2 separate regions of the Homo sapiens genome follow, and region 2 is linked to region 1. The links are chromatin loops, found by intact Hi-C in ENCODE. Cell type or tissue: CD4-positive, alpha-beta T cell. All regions are shown on one strand. Each heading gives the region's core, and the rest is flanking DNA. Links, peaks and the distances in the headings are about the cores only.

Evidence for each region. A loop is a pair of places that touch in the nucleus more often than their neighbours do. Peaks named below come from ENCODE experiments on the same cell type or tissue, not always from the same donor. Only the 100,000 strongest peaks of a DNase experiment are listed, where the experiment ranks them.
Region 2: a loop joins it to region 1, with 2.7 times the contacts of the local background. A loop is called at or near these places in 10 of 110 quality-filtered maps.

The regions. Positions count from the first base shown.
Region 1 is chr3:184,349,998-184,358,034 of GRCh38, reverse strand. It overlaps CLCN2 (chloride voltage-gated channel 2), which reads left to right. Exons shown (of 24, transcript NM_004366.6): 5 at 1-73; 6 at 179-256; 7 at 337-415; 8 at 548-673; 9 at 769-853; 10 at 941-1,042; 11 at 2,257-2,341; 12 at 2,506-2,661; 13 at 3,062-3,131; 14 at 3,377-3,487; 15 at 3,721-3,934; 16 at 4,240-4,373; 17 at 4,613-4,785; 18 at 4,888-5,002; 4 more. Among named protein-coding and RNA genes, the nearest start is that of CLCN2, 7.6 kb to the left of the region's middle. In CD4-positive, alpha-beta T cell, for the core only: CTCF peaks have their summits at 3,360 and 3,578 (motif pointing left); a DNase peak (open chromatin) is centred at 3,564.
Region 2 is chr3:184,517,659-184,529,502 of GRCh38, reverse strand. The region is part of intron 6 of LINC01839 (long intergenic non-protein coding RNA 1839); the gene reads right to left. Among named protein-coding and RNA genes, the nearest start is that of LINC01840, 33 kb to the left of the region's middle. RefSeq lists enhancers at 2,900-3,702, 3,703-4,507. In CD4-positive, alpha-beta T cell, for the core only: no CTCF peak of the experiment used is centred there; DNase peaks (open chromatin) are centred at 4,002, 4,312 and 5,482; H3K4me3 peaks cover 1,024 bases; H3K27me3 peaks cover 302 bases.

The sequences.
Region 1 (8,037 bases), core at 1,680-5,679:
ACTCAAGACCTTTATAGCTAAGGTCATTGGGCTGACCTGCGCCCTAGGCAGCGGGATGCCGCTTGGCAAAGAGGTAACTGCAGGCTGGGGAATGAAGGAGTCCCTCCTGGTGGAAGAGGAGGCCAGGCCAAGGTCAGGGCGGGCCCCCTCCCGACTCACCGCCTGCCCCACCCCGCAGGGCCCTTTTGTGCATATCGCAAGCATGTGTGCTGCCCTTCTCAGCAAGTTCCTCTCCCTCTTTGGGGGTATCTATGAGGTAAGGGGAACCCTGGGGCAAGTAGGGGGCAGAGGCTGCTGAGCCCACAGCTGACCCCCTCTTGCCACCACTCTCGCCAGAATGAATCCCGGAACACAGAGATGCTGGCTGCCGCCTGTGCCGTGGGGGTGGGCTGCTGCTTCGCGGCACCTATTGGAGGTAGGCAGGGCTCCTAGGTCAGTCCAGCCCCACAACCCTGCCCTTGGCCTCTCCTCCTTGGCCCCTCTTATCTGGGTCTGAGGCCTTAGGCCAGGCCCAGGCCTCAAGTGCTGGTCTCCCTCCCCCTCACAGGCGTCCTCTTCAGCATCGAGGTCACCTCCACCTTCTTTGCAGTGCGGAACTACTGGCGGGGCTTCTTCGCTGCCACCTTCAGTGCCTTCATCTTCCGGGTCTTGGCAGTCTGGAACCGGGATGAAGGTGGGGGCACCCAGGGGATGAGGGCAGCCCGAGATGGTGCCAGGTAGGGGGCCCACGAGGCTAGGCCTGCCTCCCTCTGCTGTTCTTCCCTTTAGAGACTATTACAGCCCTCTTCAAAACCCGATTCCGGCTCGACTTCCCCTTTGACCTGCAGGAGCTGCCAGCCTTTGCTGTCATTGGGTGAGGAGCTGAGGGGGCTGGGGGTATCAGAGAGGAGGGGGGTTTCTAGAAGGCTCCTTTTCACTCAGGTGCCTCTTCCCTTTCCAGTATTGCTAGTGGCTTCGGTGGAGCCCTCTTTGTCTACCTGAACCGGAAGATTGTCCAGGTGATGCGGAAGCAGAAAACCATCAATCGCTTCCTCATGAGGAAGTGAGTGGCTCTCGGCTCCTCTCCAGGCTGCTTTGAGTTGTATAAGGGCCACAGTAGGTCAGGGGACAGTGATGGGGAGAGAATGGCCCAGTCAAAACAGGCACTTCACTGAGAAATCAGCCAGCAGTGTTTTCCAGGCTGACTGAGCATTTTTATATTCATATGAATTACCTGAAAATTGGCATTTTTAAGTTTATAGTCAGCGGTAGAGGACATTTGGGAATCAAAGACTAAGGCCTCCTCAGGTCCTCTGGGCTGGCCCATATAGGAATGCTCCCTGGAGAGTGTTTGAGCCTCAGGTTCCCCCCATGACCCATGGGGATAGATGAGATCTCTTTTTTTTTTTTTTTTTTGAGACGGAGTTTCACTCTTGTTGTCCAGGCTGGAGTGCAATGGTGCGATCTCGGCTCACCGCAACCTCCGCCTCCTGGGTTCAAGCGATTCTCCTGCCTCAGCCTCCCAAGTAGCTGGGATTACAGGCATGCACCACCACGCCCGGCTAATTTTGTATTTTTTAGTAGAGACAGTTTCGCCACGTTGGTCAGGCTGGTCTCGAACTCCCGACCTCAGGTCTGCCCACCTTGGCCTCCCAAAGTGCTGGGATTACAGGCGTGAGCCACTGTGCCCGGCCGAGATTTTTTTTTTTTTAATCTCCAGAACACAGCTCTCTCAGTGTGACCCTGAGGATTGGGAGTGGGGAGGGCGAGACATGACTTCCCTTGGGACTGACATCCTTCAGAGAGAGGGCAGCCAGCTGAACCTGCTCCCTACGCACCTCTGGTCAACTTTACAAGTGACCCCAGCTTCCCCCAACATTGACCTTCACTCTAAGTCACTGCAGAGAGACAAAGAGAGGCAGAAACTTCTCCACCCCATCACACAATATGCCCTGATGGGCTTCTGAGGGTGGAGGGTGGAATAACAACTCGGAGGGCCCCAAGGGAGGGCTTGGAGGATGGACTTTCTGCTGCTGCTACCCACCTACAGAGTCAGGGGCTGACAGAAAGGTCTTTGGGTCAGACCCCTGCTCTTAGAATAACCCCAGTCCACCATCAGCCTTGGGGCTATCGTATCATAAACAGCAAAGGAGACCTTCTGTCAGGACTGAGTGTTTTCATGAAAGAGCCAAGGCTCTGCTCTGACCTCAGCCCTGAGATATGCGAGGCCACCCAGCCCTTGGCCACCCACGACTGATGTGAAACCTACGACTCTAGACGCCTGCTCTTCCCGGCTCTGGTGACCCTGCTCATCTCCACGCTGACCTTCCCCCCTGGCTTTGGACAGTTCATGGCTGGACAGGTAACCACAGGCAGAACAGGAGTTTTGTGCTTTCCCTTGGAAGGCATTCCTCCAAAGCCAACAGCCCCAGTGTGACTGTGGGACCCCTTGTTCCCCGTGGGATCCCATGGCCTCTTCCCTTCATCCTGTCGGTTTCCCAGCCTGAGGCACCCTGTTCACTCTAGCTCTCACAGAAAGAGACGCTGGTCACCCTGTTTGACAATCGGACGTGGGTCCGCCAGGGCCTGGTGGAGGAGCTAGAACCACCCAGCACCTCACAGGCCTGGAACCCACCACGTGCCAACGTCTTCCTCACCCTGGTCATCTTCATTCTCATGAAGGTGGGCTCCTCACGTGTACACTGCTAACCTTTACATAGCTTGCCCTTCTAAGCACCTGCCACGCAGTGCTCACTCCTCGAAGCCTCTCCACAGTGCCATGGGAAAGGCACTATTATCACCCCCGTTTGAAAGATGGGGGAGTCGAAACACAAGTAGCTGGCCCAAAGTCACACAGCTAGAGGGCAGAGCGATGATCTGAACCCAAGCCATCTGCTTCCAGAGTCCTTCCCCTTGCCATCACCTGGGAGGCCTGGGGGTCCCAGGGTAGCTAGGAGGGTTACGGGGTGGCTGGGAGGGTTACGCCCACCTGATCAGCGAGGTAGACTTCTCCTGGGTGGCGCTGTGGGCTGCCTGGGGCCAGGTGGAGCCTCTTCGCCTTTGAACCACCCCCTGCCTGCAGTTCTGGATGTCTGCACTGGCCACCACCATCCCAGTTCCCTGTGGGGCCTTCATGCCTGTCTTTGTCATTGGTGAGTTCTCAGCTGCCTGCTCACCCAGCCTGCACCTTCCTCAGCCTCTGGCCACCCCCCCAGCCAACCCTCTGCCCAAGAGCGGGTTTTTGGTCCAGCCCTAGCCCGAACCCTGACCCCACAGGGCTGTGCCCTACACTGAATGACCCGTTGGCCCCTCCCTCACCCTCTGACCCTCTCTCTTCCTAGTGCCCCCTGCCCTCCCCCTCCACTGCCTCTTTCTCTTCCCACCCCCCTCCCTGAAGGAGCAGCATTTGGGCGTCTGGTGGGTGAAAGCATGGCTGCCTGGTTCCCAGATGGAATTCATACGGACAGCAGCACCTACCGGATTGTGCCTGGGGGCTACGCTGTGGTCGGTGAGTGCCTCAGGTCCCATCGGCCTTGGGAGACCCCCCCACCCACGCCCCAGCCACAGGGTCCGAGACTCTGGTGCCCCCTGCTGGCAGAAACCAGGCTTCCCTCAGATGCACAGGTCCAATCCCAGGACTGTATTGGGCAGCCCTGAGGGACCCACTCAGGACCTGCCCTGGTTGTGGAGGGTCTTCTGGGACCTGGGCACCCTGAGGAGACTGAGTGTGACTGTCCCCAGGGGCAGCTGCGCTGGCAGGAGCGGTGACACACACAGTGTCCACGGCTGTGATCGTGTTCGAGCTCACAGGCCAGATTGCCCACATCCTGCCTGTCATGATCGCCGTCATCCTGGCCAACGCTGTCGCCCAGAGTCTGCAGCCCTCCCTCTATGACAGCATCATCCGAATCAAGAAACTGCCCTACCTGCCTGAGCTCGGCTGGGGCCGCCACCAGTACGGAGGGCTGGGTGCCAAGGGGGCTGTGGGTGAAGGGCAGAGGGCATCCTAGATCCCCCTACAGCCACCTCTAGCAAGGTCCTGGAGCCTACGAAGCTGGGAGATGAGCCACCTTCGTCCACACTCTGGAGGGGCTGTAGCTGGCCCCTGCTGTTCAGAAAGAAGGGTGGGAGCACCCCTTGGTCCTTAGCTCCCGTCCCCATGGATGGGCTCTGGAGCCCTCCTTGTGGCCCTGGGATGGCAATGCTCTGGGCACCTCTCCCCATGCTGACCACAAACCAAGCGCCTCTCTCGGCCCCCAGGCAGTACCGGGTGCGTGTGGAGGACATCATGGTGCGGGATGTTCCCCATGTGGCCCTCAGCTGCACCTTCCGGGACCTGCGTTTGGCACTGCACAGGACCAAGGGCCGAATGCTGGCCCTAGTGGAGTCCCCTGGTGAGGCCAGGAGGGGTCCCAGGTGCTAGGGGCATTGCCCAGGGTCGAAGCTTCGGGAAGGGGCAGGGAGCTCAGGACCAGTCTCCTTGGTTCCAAAGGGAATGGACCAGCACTTGCCAGGTGGGGGCTTCCCTCTGGTGTGTGGCCTGCATGCAAGGCCCCCCACTCTGAGTGTGAGAGAAGGACGGGGCTGGAGGGCTCCCTCTCAGCTCCTGAGTCCTTCCACCTGTTCTGTCCAGAGTCCATGATTCTGCTGGGCTCCATCGAGCGTTCACAGGTGGTGGCATTGTTGGGGGCCCAGCTGAGCCCAGCCCGCCGGCGGCAGCACATGCAGGAGCGCAGAGCCACCCAGACCTCTCCACTATCTGATCAGGAGGGTCCCCCTACCCCTGAGGCTTCTGTCTGCTTCCAGGTGAGGGGAAAAGCCACAAACGCTTCCTAAATGTCATTGTGTAGACTGATTGGGAGGGTGGTCTGGGGCCGTGGCCTCACCAGCCCCTTCCTGCCTATGCAGGTGAACACAGAAGACTCAGCCTTCCCAGCAGCCCGGGGGGAGACCCACAAGCCCCTAAAGCCTGCACTCAAGAGGGGGCCCAGTGTCACCAGGAACCTCGGAGAGAGTCCCACAGGTAAGCCCATGTCTCCTGTGTCCACAGAGCCTCAGCCAAGCTACTGAGATCCATTAGAGTCCCTGCCCAGCCCTGTTGCTGGGGTACATCCCAGCTGGAAGAGGCTGCCCACATGGGCCAGGGCTGGAACTGGGATACCTCTCCCTGTGTCTTCCTTACCTTTCCTGGTCCTCTCCCCAAAAGATGACATTGCCCCCTGGGGCCTTATGTTTGGGAACACAGGGAGCGCAGAGTCGGCAGGCATCGCCCTCCGGAGCCTCTTCTGTGGCAGTCCACCCCCTGAGGCTGCTTCGGAGGTGAGTGGCTGGAGCCTGTCCTCCTAGCTTGCTTTTTCCCCAGCTCCCTCTCCAATGCTGAGACCACGTCATTAACCCTGCAGTGCCTGCCTCTATTCTCCCTGCCCTTCGGCCCTCCCTGCTGTCAGCTCAGGTCCTGTGGCGTGCCCTTTCCCCTGGGCTCCACCACTTCCCCTCACCTCCCCTCTCCCTATAACCTCAACTCCTCATCTTTCTGGTTTGGCTCTAACAAAACTGAAGAAGTTGGAATCCTGTGAGAAGCGCAAGCTGAAGCGTGTCCGAATCTCCCTGGCAGTAAGTATGCCTGCTCTTCTAGCATCTCGGCGGCACCGGGCAGGGAGGGCAGGGTCTAGGCTGGATAAACTCCAGAGCCCCTAGCTGCCAGCCTCCCTCCCTCTCTACTAGAGTGACGCGGACCTGGAAGGCGAGATGAGCCCTGAAGAGGTAAGGTGCCACTGGACTCTGGACCCTGTTTCTTCCTGGTTGTGTTCAATCATCATGTTGGCTGCTGTCCCCATGGGAGGGACCACGGGGTTGGAAAAAGGGCAGGCCAGCTTTCAGGGAGGTGAGGTCAGCTACAGGCACCTTCTCCCTAAACCTCATAGTCTCTTCCCCTCAGATTCTGGAGTGGGAGGAGCAGCAACTAGATGAACCTGTCAACTTCAGTGACTGCAAAATTGATCCTGCTCCCTTCCAGCTGGTGGAGCGGACCTCTTTGCACAAGGTAGGGCCAGCAGCCTGGCCCAGGGCTGGTCTAGGCTCTCAGGACACAGTGGGGATCTTGGTCCCCCTACAAGTTTGGACTCAGGCCAGTGGGGAAGGAGGGAGGAGAAGGGAGTTGGCTCAGTGCGGAGATGTTTTTTAGACATACTGCTTGGATGATGGGAGGTGGGAGCAGCCTCCTCCTGCTCTGTGGTGGAGCCAGGCATCGTTTTTCCTCTGCTCAGCCTTGCCCTCGAGGGAACTCTGGACCAACGAAGCAACAAAGACAGGGATTGAGCTGGGTGGAAGCCAGAAGGCCAGGCCAGGGTCAGAGCTAGGCGGGAGGCCACCACAGCCCAGCAAGGTTGATACGCCCATGCGGAAAAAAACGGGTGAGAAACAGGCAGGATAAGAAAATGCAATAAACAAGCCAACAAACATCCAAGTAGGGGTGGGGAGACTGCAGAGTAGAGATAAACAAAGATGAGAAACACCCAGTGGGGGGCTTGGAATGCCAGACCCCAGAAAGTCTGCCTTAATGTGGGCCGAAGGAAAACTGGTACGGACGCGGGAAGATGGCTCAGCAGAACTGCAAAGCAGCCTGCAGAAATGCGGCGAGGAACTGAGCAGACTGCCTGGGGTGGGCGAGGCAGACCCCAGAGGAGGCCAGGAGCTCTCTGCGTCCAGGACTCCTAAGGGGGGCAGCCTGCATTGGTAAAATGGCTCCTGGGACCAGCAGAAGCCAAGGGGTGTTTTAGCTAAACTTTTGACAGGCATAATGTACAAGCCTTGAAGCGTTGGGGGGTTTGGGGGAGGGGATAAGCAGCAGGTAGATGTACCCAAAACCTGCAGCTTGGGCATTCAGCTTACACACAAGCTCTGCCTAAGAGCCAGTATAGCATGGACAAGCGGAGACTGAGGCAGGAAGCATAGGGGACAAAAGAGAAACAAAAAGGCAAAAATAAAGGAACTTAGAAGTCCTTGGATGAGTGGCAAACTGCAGTGCAGTTGCAAGAAAAAAGGTAATAGGCCTGAGAGGGCTTTTATCTAAAGCCCTTCTTCCCAAAACCTCTGAGGCCTTTCCACAATGATCTTACTCCTCAAACATCCATGATGATGATCATGCTGACATTTTTCGAGTGCTTGCTATGTGCGAGACACTGTGCTAAGCTCTTCAACTGTTTAATCATCACAAGCACGCACTTAGATATTGCGATCCTCCAGTTTTTATAGATAAGAAAACTGAGATTCAGAGAGGTTGAGCAAGTTGCACAAGGACACACAGCTAATAAGTAGCAGAACTGGCGCAGTGGCTTACACCTGTAATCCCAGCACTTTGGGAGGCTGCAGCAGGTGGATCACTTGAGGTCAGCAGTTCGAGACCAGCCTGGCCAACATGGTGAAACTCCATCTCTACTAAAAATACAAAAAATTAGCCAGGCGTGGTGGCAGGCACCTGTAATCCCAGCTACATGGGAGGCTGAGGCAGGAGAATTGCTTGAACATGGGAGGTGGACGTTGCAGTGAGCCGAGATCATGACACTGCACTCCAGCATGGGTGACAAAAGCGAAACTCCATCTCAAAAAAATAATAATAAGTAGCAGAACTGGGCCTGGAATCTAGGATGGTCTGACTCAAAAGCCTGTGGCCTTAACCATATTAATACACAGGGAAACTGAGGCATGCAGCGAGGAGGTCACGTGCCTGAGTCAGCACAGCAGAGTCAGGCCCAGAGCCCAGATTTCCTGGCCCTGCTCCCAGGATTCTTTCAGAAGGCCATGTTGTCCCTCTCCATGTCAGTTCACTGTTCCCAGGCCCAAGAAGTATGGGCCCTCCAATGGGTTCCATGATGTCTAATTGAATTAAATGAAAAAGAACAAAGTAGATATTTGTTACAAACTTAAAAATCAGAAGAGAAGAAGTCTTTGAGGAACCAACTAACAAAAGTACAAAGAACTAGAAGTGATAAGAACATAAAAGATTAGAATTCAAAATGTCCTTACAGGCCTGAGGAATCAATAGGTAGTCGCCCAATT
Region 2 (11,844 bases), core at 3,493-7,492, 170 kb before region 1:
AAATCTGTCAGCTTTTCCCTAATGGCTTCTGGGTTTGGTGCCCCGCATTGGAAATCTTTCTCCACCCTAAGACCGAACATAACTTTTAATGGCTGCAAAGCATGCCATTGTGCAAATATGCAAATAAGCCCTAATTTATTTACAGATGAATATTTAGTGTGTTTCTACTGTTTAAGTCATAATAAATAATGCAGCAAACATCTCTGTAAATACATTTTATCTTCTGCAATGCACAGTTTCTTTAAGGATAGATTCTTAGGGAATCCATGGGCCTTTTTCACCATTTTAAAAGCCTTTACAACAATGAAAGAATTACCTCTTACAAAGCTGCACAGGTCAACTAAAATGTCAATTTTCTTTTGCATAGAATTGCACCTGCTCAGTGTGGTTATATTGCATTTCAGGTTGACTAAAAGCTCTGGTAGTTACAAATGACTTTGATTAATAAAAATATGAAAAATTATGAGTTAAAAAATGCCACTTGTCTGATAGACTAAAACTTTCCGAAGACCGAGGGGGAACTTAATAAAACTGTTTTCTTTCTTTCTTTCTTTCTTTTCCAGACAGGGTCTTGCTCTGTCACCCAGGCTGGAGTGTGGTGGTGTGATCACTGCACACTGCTCACTGCAGTCTTCACCTCCCAGGCTCAAGCGATCCTCCTGCCTCAGCCTCCTGAATAGCTGGGACTATAGGCACGTGCCACCATGCCCGGCTAATTTTGTATTTTTTGTAGAGACAGGGTTTTGCCATTTTTTCCAGGATGGTCTCAAGCTCCTGGGCTCAAGCGATCTACCCACCTCAGCCTCCCAAAGTGCTGGGATTACAGGCATGAGCCACCACACCCGGCCAAAAGTGTTTTGTATTGTATAGAGATGTCCAGAGAAGAAAAAGACCATTTCAGGGATAACCAGTTAATTCCCAGGAATCAGGTTCTAGATTTCTTATTCACATTATCAGCCCTTCATTTAAACAAATACAGTCAACATCACCATCATCACATCCCCACCACCATCCTCACCATCACCCACCCCATGCACCTGGCTTCACTCATAGAGAACCCATCTCTCCCCTCACTGGAGCTTGAGCTGTACAAGAGAGATTCCACCACCCCAAGCTCATACATGAGAAAACAGAGTTTCAGTGATGTGGAACTGGAAGAGTGGGCTTCTGAATTTGAAGCTAGTGTTTTATTGATAATAAGAAAGTTAAGTTTCTAAATTAAGAAATTAGGTGCTAGAGGCTCGGCGCAGTGGCTCATGCATATAATCCCAGCACTTTGGGAGGCCGAGGCAAGCGGATCACCTGAGGTCAGGAGTTCGAGACCAGCCTGGCCAATGTGGTGAAGCCCTGTCTCTACCAAATATACAAAAATTAGCTGGGCGTGGTGGCGTGCGCCTGTAATCCCAGCTACTCCGGAGGCTGAGGCAGGAGAATCGCTTGAACCTGGGAGGCAGAGGAGTATAGGGCACAGGAGGAGCAATTAATTCCAATTGAGGGAAATCTGGAAACGTCTGCCTGATTTCTCTCATTGGGGATCAGAAAACAAAATGAGCCTAAATGAAGGCCTCAGATGCAAAAGTTTTTCTCTGATCTTCTCCTGTCCTCCTGTCTCTGGCCCCTCATTCTCCCCTGCAGCTAGCCCTAGAAACTAGAATCTTTCTTCCCCAAGACAGATCATAGAAACCAGAGATGTGGCCGGGCCCAGTGGTTCACGCCTGTAATCCCAGCACTTTGAGAGGCCGAGGCATGTGGATCACCTGAGTTCAGGAGTTTGAGACCAGCCTGGCCAACATGGTGAAACCCCATCTCTACTAAAGATATGAAAAATGAGCCAGGCATGGTGTTGGGTGCCTATAATCCCAGCTACTCGGGAGGCTGAGGCAGGAGAATCACTTGAACCTGGGAGGTGGAGGTTGCAATGAGCTGAGATGGCAACACTGCACTCCAGGCTGGGCAACGGAGAGAGACTCCGTCTCAAAAGATAAAACAAAAAGAAATGATCTAACCTACTGTTTTTTTCTTGTTTGTTTGTTTTGTTTTGTTGAGACATGAGTTTCGCTCTTGTTGCCCAGGCTGGAGTGCAATGGCGCAATCTCGGCTCACTGTAATCTCTGCCTCCTGAGTTCAAGTAATTATCTTGCCTCAGCCTCCTGAGTAGCTGAAATTACAGGCATGTGCCACCACACCCGGCTAATGTTGTATTTTAGTAGAGACAGGGTTTCACTATATTGGTCAGAATGGTCTTGAACTCCTGACCTCAAGTGATCCACCCTCCTCAGCCTTCCAAAGTGCTGGTGTGGGATTACAGGTGTGAGCCACCGTGCCTGGACTACTTTGTTTGATTGTAGTTCATAGGACCCCATTCCAAAGAGGGGCCCTGCCCCATCCCCAGAAGGAAAGGTCAGGAGTTTGAGACCAGCCTGACCAATATGGTGAAACCCCGTCTCTACTAAAAAATACAGAAATAAATTAGCTGGGCGTGGTGGCGCGCACCTGTAGTCCCAGCTACTAAGGAGGCTGAGGCAGGAGAATCGCTTGAACCTGGGAGGCAGAGGTTGCAGTGCGCCGAGATCGCACCACTGCACTCCAGCCTGGCGACAGAGAGACTCCGTCTCAAAAACAAAAACAAAAAACAGCTTCTCTTGTATCTTTGGGTTGTCATTCTAAAGGCTCCCATGTCACATAAACTGTGATCAAATAAATTTGTATGCATTTTTTCCCGTTAATCTGCCTTTTGTCAGTGATTTTTAGTAAACCTTCAAAGGAGGCTTTCCCTTGACTCCTACACTCTCCTTGAAATAAGTAACTTCTACGGTTTTGCGAGAATCTTTTTTCTTACAATAGGAATGTATGTTTACTGAAGAAAATTCAGGAAATAGAGATAAGCAAAAAGTAGAAAATTTAGATCGACTAGAATCCCATCTCTTAGGGAAAAACATAGTTGGTGTTTTCTTGTTTTTTGCATCTTATTTCCTGCATATGTATATGTGTTTGTGTGTTTGTGTAAGAAACACATTTTTCAAAGAACCAAAATGGGCTCATCCCACACCTACTGGTTTTCCCTTTACCGTACAATCTAAAGCTAGCTCTACATCAATAGCAGGAGCCAGGGGGCTTGTGAGAAGAGCAGAATGTCAGGCCCGAACCGGAATCTGCATTTTCGTAAGCCCCCTAGAGGATTCCTGTGCCCCACACACTCTGGGGAGCATCGCCATTTTTAATGGCCACAGAGTCTCCCAAACAGGGCTAGACCGTGATTCACTCATTGCATCTCTCGGTGGTGAGGATTTTCCCTGTAACAAGAAGCTGGTCCCTCTGGGATCTCTGGGCTCTTCAGACCCTCCCCCTCAGTCCGTGCCCAGGAGACTCCAACAGCTGGGCAGGCGGCGTCCTTGCCCGTCCTCCACGGGCGAGATGCGCTGTCCACCTCCGCCCTCCTCTTGCTCCACCTGGCCAGAGGCCTGGGCTGCGCGCTCCCCGCGCTCCTGCGCAGGCTCTACTGGGAGCCCCTCCAGGGCGCAGTCCGGACCTGACGGGCAAGCCCTGACCTGCCTTTCATCCCGCTGATGCTCGCGCCCAGCTCCCTGTGAATACCCACTGATTGCCCCCGGAGTCTCCCCGTTAGGCCCTCCCGCACCTCTTACCCCTTCCTCCCCTTCCTGGCCTCCCCAGCTCCCTCACCCGCCTTCTAGAAGCATCCTCCCCCTTCTCACCCACCTCTCTACTCCTCCCTTCCCGACTTCCTCAATTCCCACCTCCCCCCCAAATTCCAGTCCTCTCCCTGGGAAAGAGAAAGCGGCCGGGGTCCCACCCTGGCTGTGTGTGGCCCGCGGTGGGGTGGGGCAGCCTGCCAGCCGCCAGGTAGCGCGAATGGAGCGCGGGGCGCCGCGCGCTGCGGGCGGGTGAAGCCGGAATCGGGGCGGCGGCTCGGCCCCCGGCCCCCGGCCCCGGGGAGCCCAGAGCGACTAGTCGGGCAGGAAAAGAATGACGGTGACGTGACCACTCTGACCCCGAGGACTCTCTGGGCTCTGGCGGGCGCTGGGCTCGGCGGATCTGAGTGCGTAGGAAGGGCGATGGGCGCTCAGTCCCCGAGGATCACCTGCGGGACCCTTTGGGGGCACCTGCCGGAGCAGCTGGCCCTGCGACGGGTCCCACCGCGCCCTCAGCAGCAAGGCGGTTCTCCCTTTATAGAGGTTTTACGTGCGTTTGTGGGGGGTGTTCTCAAAACAATACAAATAAGCTTCCATTGTCACCGATCAAAATAGTAAGGGCTTTTTAAAAGGAAACTGTTTAGGGCTGACAGAGCTACAGAGGAAGTGGAGTGATCCGGGCACAGTCAGGGACGGGGGAGGGGGGCGGAACTGGTCTAGCTGTTTTGGCAAAATGTAATAATACAGAGTTAGAGTCTTTGAATGCTCACACTGTTTGATATTGTGGTTCTAGTAGTGGTCATGCATCAGAAGAAATAATCCCAAATATTCCCCCAAAGCTTTTATGGACACAGACATTCTTTGCACTGAAAAATGAGAAAAAAAATTATCTAAAATTGGAATCAACTAGTTGGGCACTGATAAATACATTATGGTGTATCCACAGTTGTGATATCATTCTGTCATTGATAACATTTCTGAAAAGTTTTCGATAGTATAAGGAAATTTTCTCATTCTGTAAAAGGCACAAGGTGAGTTTGTATACACAAGATAATCACAAGTATATAAACTAAGCATAGTGGAAAGACTGGAAGAAATACATTTTAAATAGGAATGGGTGCTTTTTTTTTCTTTTGAAAAAACTTTTTTATGAACTATTTCAGATACATATCAAGGTATAGAGAAGAACTTACCCATCAATAATCATGGGGAATGGAGCAACCTCACTGCTGAAGCCCCTTAGGGACCCTCTTCACCACCTTCCTCACCCTCATCCCTGAGGTGACTTCTCACTATCTTTATTACATATGAGTGGATTCCTAAACATTATATAAGTATTTCAAACTTGACATATATGACAAAGTATTATGCACACTCCTTTGACTTGCTTTTTTAAGTCAACTTGGTGCTCTGGGGATTCATCCATGTCGACTCATGTTGATGAATCTGGCTCTGGTTCATTCAGTAAATATGACTTAATATTTCTCAAAAACGTAGAGCAGAGCCTGGCACATGGCACTACATATGTTTGTTGTTTTTTAAGAAATAAAAAATCATTTTCACTGCAGTATAGTAGACTTGTTAATATCATACTAAATGTATTGATCCATTCTCCTGCTGTGAAAATTTAGAATGTTTCCATTTTGTTCTTATTACAAACAGTGCCGCGATGAACATTCTGGTCTGTGTCTTCTTGTGCACATGTGAGTTTCTATGGAGTGCACCTAGCATTGGCCACAGACATTGCAAGGGATGCCTAACTTCAGTGCTACAAATTACTGCCCAGTCGTTCTCCAAAGCGATCTTGCCAGCAGCAGATGAGTCATTGTAGTAACACTCCCAGCCCTCAACACTGCCTCTCATCACGTCAGTTCTTTTCCAGTGTAATGGGTGTGGTTACTTCTCATGGTTTAAATTTGCATTTCCCTAATTACCATGGGGTTAGAGGTCAGGCATTTGTTCCTATGTTTATTGGTATTTTTTATACTGTAAAGTCTTGATCATAACTTTTTCCTATTTTTCTATTGGTTGTTGACATTTTCTTGTTGGTTTTTAAGAATTCTTTATAAATTTTGTATCTTAATCTTTCATCAGATGGATGAGTTGCAAATATTGTCATTCACTCCATGGCTTATCTTATAACTATTTGTGATGTCTTTCAAGACACAGAAAATTTACATCTGCACATATTCTAATTTACCTCTTTCTTTAAAGTTTGTACTTTGGTTGACATGGTTAAAGTACCTTTTCCTCTTCCAAGATATAAGTTTCCCTACACTTTCTTCTAAAAGTTTTTAAATTTTGTCGTTTTATATTTGGTCTTACATCTATCTGGATTTGATTCTTTGTAAAGGTGTGGTGGAGAGATCATCTTTCTCCTTGGATAATAATTGTCAAAGCATTTATTGGACAGCTCATCCTTTTCCAGTCATCTGCAATGCTGGCTTTGCCATAAATCAAATTTCCCAGTAAGTGGTGGTCTGTTTCTGGGTTCTCTATTTTGTTACATTGTTCTGTCCTCTAGCAATACTGCACTCTCACATACTATAACTTGATAATAAGTCTTGATTTCTGGATGAGCATGTATTCATACATTTTTTTTTCAAGACTATCTCAACTATTTGGAGTTCTCTGCATTTTCATACATATTTTAGAATTAGCTTGTCAGTTCTATAAACATTTTGTTGGGATTTTGATTTAAACAATGACTTCCTAGGTTAATTTAGGGAAACTGACATCTTCATGATATTGAGTCTTCCTATTGATAACCATGGAATATGTCTCATTTATTTAGGTCTTCTTCAAAATCCTTCAATAAAGTTTTTCATATATATCTAACATCTTTTGTTACATTTATTCCTAGATACTTGATTTCTATAAAATTTCAGCAGTCTCCAGGATTTACTTTCATAATTGGAAAACAACACCTTTACGTATGGTTTTAATTGTAAACCTTTTCAGTTATAATCCTTAAAAGTATTTAATGATTTGTATCAACATGCAGATTGGGGTCATGGGAAGATGGCCTCTACAGTGAGTTTTCTCCAGTTTGACAAAAAGTATTAGAACCTTTGGAGAAAGGAAGAAAGCAGGAGAATTTTTATGCACTTAAGAATTTACAAAGTTTATGTGTGTGTAATAGAGAGGCAAATAGAAACGGAGACAGAGAGACAGAGCGAGAATATAGGGCAATAGATTTATAAAAAATGGAAAATGACATGAGCACAGTGTAGTCACGTTAGAAAGCTGAGGCAGGAGGATCACTTAAGCCTAGGAGTTTGAGGCTGTAGTGCACCATGATGGCGCCTGTGAATAGCCACTGCACTTCAGCCTGGGTAACACAGCAAGATCCCCATCTCTTAAAAAAAAAGTACAAAGCGTACAAATGGAACTCAGCTGCCCACCTGCCCACCTCAGGTTATCGGCTCCCCCACCAGCAGGCTTCCGCTGCTTACAGGTTCTTGTGTAGCCTTCCAGAAATATTGTAGTCTCCTACAATTATGCATATGATTATATTCTCTCCAAATCTATCCCATCCATTTTTTTGACACCAATTAAAGTATAAAATACAGTTCAGCACTTTGCTTTTCCCTTTGTAATCTTCCCATGTTAGTGCATAAAGTTTAGCTCATTTTAAAAATAACTACACAGTTCATTTTCCAGTTCCCTGTTAACTTGTGTCCAGTCTTTTGCAATAACAAACAACACTGCAATCATCATTCTTATACATACAGCTTTACAACAATGGGAGCATCCCTATAGGAATGGGCAGAGAATAAATGCATGTGTAATTTTGATAGACTGCCAAATCGCTCTCTAAAAAGATTGCAACAATTTACAATTCCAACAAACGCATGAGAATTGCCTATCTGCATTGCCCTCATTCACGCTAACACTTTATATTATCAAATTTTAAAATGAAGAACTTATTTTTTCTTTAATATGCATTTTCTTAATTATGGTTGAAATAGAACCCATCTTTTTGTATGTCTTTAAGCCATTTATACATCTTTTCTTGCTGTATGCTGATTTTCTTTTGGGCTGTATTTATTCCTATGTTGATAGTAAGAGCTAACTATATATTGAGGAAATTAGCTATTTATATAACATATGAGTTGCCGTATTTTTTCTAACTTTTCATTTTTTTTTACTTTTTTTGTTTTTTCCATACAGAATTTTGCTTTAATGTATTTGCACATGTTCTATTTTTCCTTTTTTGTCTTCTGAGTTTTGTCCTTTACTTAGAAAGGCTTTCCCCACTCCAAGAGTTCTATTTTTAAAATTGTTTCATCTTTTATTATAGTACTTTACATGCATTTTTATTGTGAAATGTACATTTTTTTAAAGTTAGCATACCAGTTCTATAAAAATCTTTGTTGGGAATTTTGATTAAAACAGTAACTTCATAGAACTTGAGGATAAGCGGTAAAAAAATAATAATAATAAAAAAGAAAAAGAAAAAAAAAACCCAGTAACTTCAGGGCCAGGCACGGTAGCTCACACCTATAATCCCAGCACTTTGGGAGGCCGAGGCAGAAGGATCATTTGAGGCCAGGAGTTCAAGGCCAGTCTGTGCAACATAGCAAGGCCCCATCTCTACAAAAATTAAAAAAAAAAAAAAACTTAGCCTGGCTTGGTGGCGTTCACCTGTAGTCCCAGCTGCTCCAGAGGCTGAGGTGGGAGGGTGGCTTGAGCCCAGGAGTTTAAGGCTGCAGTGAGCCATGCTCACGCCACTGCACTCTAGTCTGGGTGACAGGGTGAGATGCTATCTCAAAAACAAACAAACCAAAAAACCAGTAACTTCATAGACTAATTTGGGGAAGTAGACAACTTTATGATATTGAGTCTTCCTATTGATAAACATGGTATATATCTCTATATAGAAAACTAGGATTTTATACATACGCATATATATATACACACATATATATGGCTTATGATAAATATAAAGTGAACAGTTGTGTAACTACAACCCAGGTAGAGAAATAAAATATTGTCGGGCCGGGCGCGGTGGCTCACGCCTGTAATCCCAGCATTTTGGGAGGCCAAGGCAGGCGGATTGCGAGGTCAGGAGATCGAGACCATCCTGGCTAACACGGTGAAACCCCGTCTCTACTAAAAATACAAAAAAAATTAGCCGGGCATGGTGGCGGGCGCCTGTAGTCTCAGCTACTCAGGAGGCTGAGGCAGGAGAATGGCGTGAACCCAGGAGGTGGAGGTTGTGGTGAGCCGAGATCGCGCCACTGAACTCCAGCCTGGGCGACAGAGCGAGACTCCGTCTCAAAAAAAAAAAAAAACCATTGTCAACACCTTAGAACTGCTCCTCCTGCTCCATTGTGCCCCTTATAGACAATAATCTCCCTCCCCACCAGGGAGGGATTTCTAATTTCTGAAATGCCTGATTTCTGTAATAAACAGTATATGTATATCTCTAAACAATATATCTTAGTTTAAAAAAATATATTATTCAAATAGAATGAGGCTGGGTGTGGTGGCTCACGTCTGTAATCCCAGCACTTTGGGAGGCCGAGGCCGGCAGATCACCTGAGGTCAGGAGTTAGAGACCAGCCTGGCCAACATGGTGAAACCCCGTCTCTACTAAAAATACAAAAATTAGCCAGGCATGGTGGTGCACACTTGTAGTCCCAGCTGCTTGGGAGGCTGAGGCCCGAGAATAGCTTGAACCCAGGAGGCAGAGACTTCAGTGAGCTAAGATCGCACCACTGCACTCCAGCCTGGGCAACAGAACGAGATCCGTCTCAAAAAAAAAAAAAAAAAAAAGAATGAGATGATGCTGTATTTGTTTTAATCCTTTGCTCCTTTCTCTCTGTATTATGTTTGTGGGATTATTTCCTGTTGTTACACGTGGCAATAATAGTGAGCTACAAATCAGTGCTATATTTGGTATATCAACCTTGGAGCCAGCATTCTTGTTAAATCCATTCATTAAATTAAACATATTATCTTTAGATTGTTCTAGAATGTTTACATACACAGTCACACTGCCTACAGCTAATGATAGTTTTATTTCCTTCTTTTAAATAATACAATTTTTATTTTATTTTATATATATATTTTTTGAGATGGAGTCTCTCTCTGTCCCCCAGGCTGGAGTGCAGTGGTGCAATCTCAGCTTACTGCAAGCTCCGCCTCCAGGGTTCACGCCATTCTTCTGCCTCAGCCTGTGGAGTAGCTGGGACTACAGGCGCCTGCCACCATGCCTGGCTACTTTTTTATATTTTTAGTGGAGACAGGGTTTCACCGTGTTGGCCAGGATGGTCTCAATCTCCTGACCTCGTGATCCACCCGCCTCAGCCTCCCAAAGTGCTGGGATTACAGATGTGAGCCACCGTGCCCGGCCTAAATAATATAATTTTTTATGTCTTTGTTTTGCCTTCTCTCACCGGCTTCGATATACAATAATATGTTAAGTGGAAATAGTGAAATTGAGCATCCTTGCCTCATTCCTGACCTAAAGGTGAAAAGTTTCAGCATTGTACCATTAATTATGATGTTTGTGATAAGTTTTTTTTGTAGGTAACCTTACTGTATTAAGGAAGTTTCCTTATATTACTAGCTTGATAGGAGGTTTTTGTTTGTTTGTTTGTTTTTGTTTTGTTTTGTTTTGCCACAGCCCTAGGGTCTAAGGGATGATAGACTAATAACTACAGATATTAAGAGAAAGGACAGGGACCTATGAATCTTATACACAGGTAAAAGACCACTTACCTGTCAAGTAAAAGAAAGATGCCAAGAATAACCAAATAAGAAATGAATCTAGAGACTTCAACAAAAGGAAATATGAGAAAGAAAGGGAGACAGTTACTGAGAAATGATGTTTGCATTATATATTGTTAGATTTAAATGGATGAGAATAGTGCGAAAATTTGTAATATGAGTGTGAAGTAAGAACGGTTTTATCATAAGGGACAAACTTAATATTAGTTATAAGTCAGGAACACTGAACCGTCTTTGAAAAAAACAAGGAGTTGAGAATATTTGGGAACAGTGAGGAAGCAAAGGTGTTTTAAAGGATTTATCTCACTGGGAGGAGGGCGCCCAAGCAGTGAGCACCTGGGGGTGTGGCAGCAGGTTGTTGCCATGTTTTGATACAACAGTAAATAAATCTAGTTTTGATTAGGAAAGCCCATGAGTGCTTCTAATTTAACAAAGGGGGAGAAAGAAATGAATAGTAATGAAAATACATTAGAAAAGAGGAAAAAGATAAAAATTAAGACAAATAGTAAAAATAAAAAAAGATGGAAAGAATAAAATCAAATATATCGGCTGTTACACTAAGTGTGAAAGAGCTGAATATTCATATGAAAGATAAAGACTCTCAGGTTGGATTGAAAAACCAAATTAAAATGTATAATTTTTGTAGGAAGCACATCTAAAACAAAGTGATGGTTAAAGAAATACCAGGCATACATATATTGTGATATCTGATAAATGACCTCAGGGCATTTCCCTGTGGAACTGCCATAGATGATATAGATTAATATAGATACTATGCTACAATATCTGTATTATCCATAGTAGTTCCATAAGGAAATGCTCTGCAGTCATTTATGAATCTTCAAAATTTTTTTAAAGAAAGTTTTCCATCATAAAACAGAACCACTTAGGAAGAAAGTCCTTTTTCACATTAATCTTGTCTCAGCTCAAAGTTGCCCTCGTCTGGGGAGATTTCTTTGAGCCCCTCTGCCTGCTTAAGATGCCCTTTCTATGTGGTCTAGCATTTTTACCAAATTGTCATATCCACGTCTCAGGATATTGTAATTATTGATTTATTTATTTGTTTCCCAGAATATTGTAAAATCAACATATGCTGGTGTCCACAATACCTACATCTATGTGCCTTATGAATGACAACCCATAAGAATTTAACAAATGAATAAAGCAAATGTTTTCTGAAAGAAAAAAAGAAATACCAGGCAAATACAAAGAAAAAGCTAAAATGACAACATGAAATTGAAGGTTAAAAGTATTAAATGAGACAGAGATAATATGTAATGATAAAAGGCACACTTTAAGAAGATGTTAAACGTAAATCTCTAAACACTAAACATCATGGCAGTCAAATCTATAAGGCAAAAACTGTTAGAAACGTGGAGAATGTTATTTAAAAACATGCACACGTAAACTGCGGTGGAAGATTCTAATCTACATCTTTCAAAATCTGACAGATCTA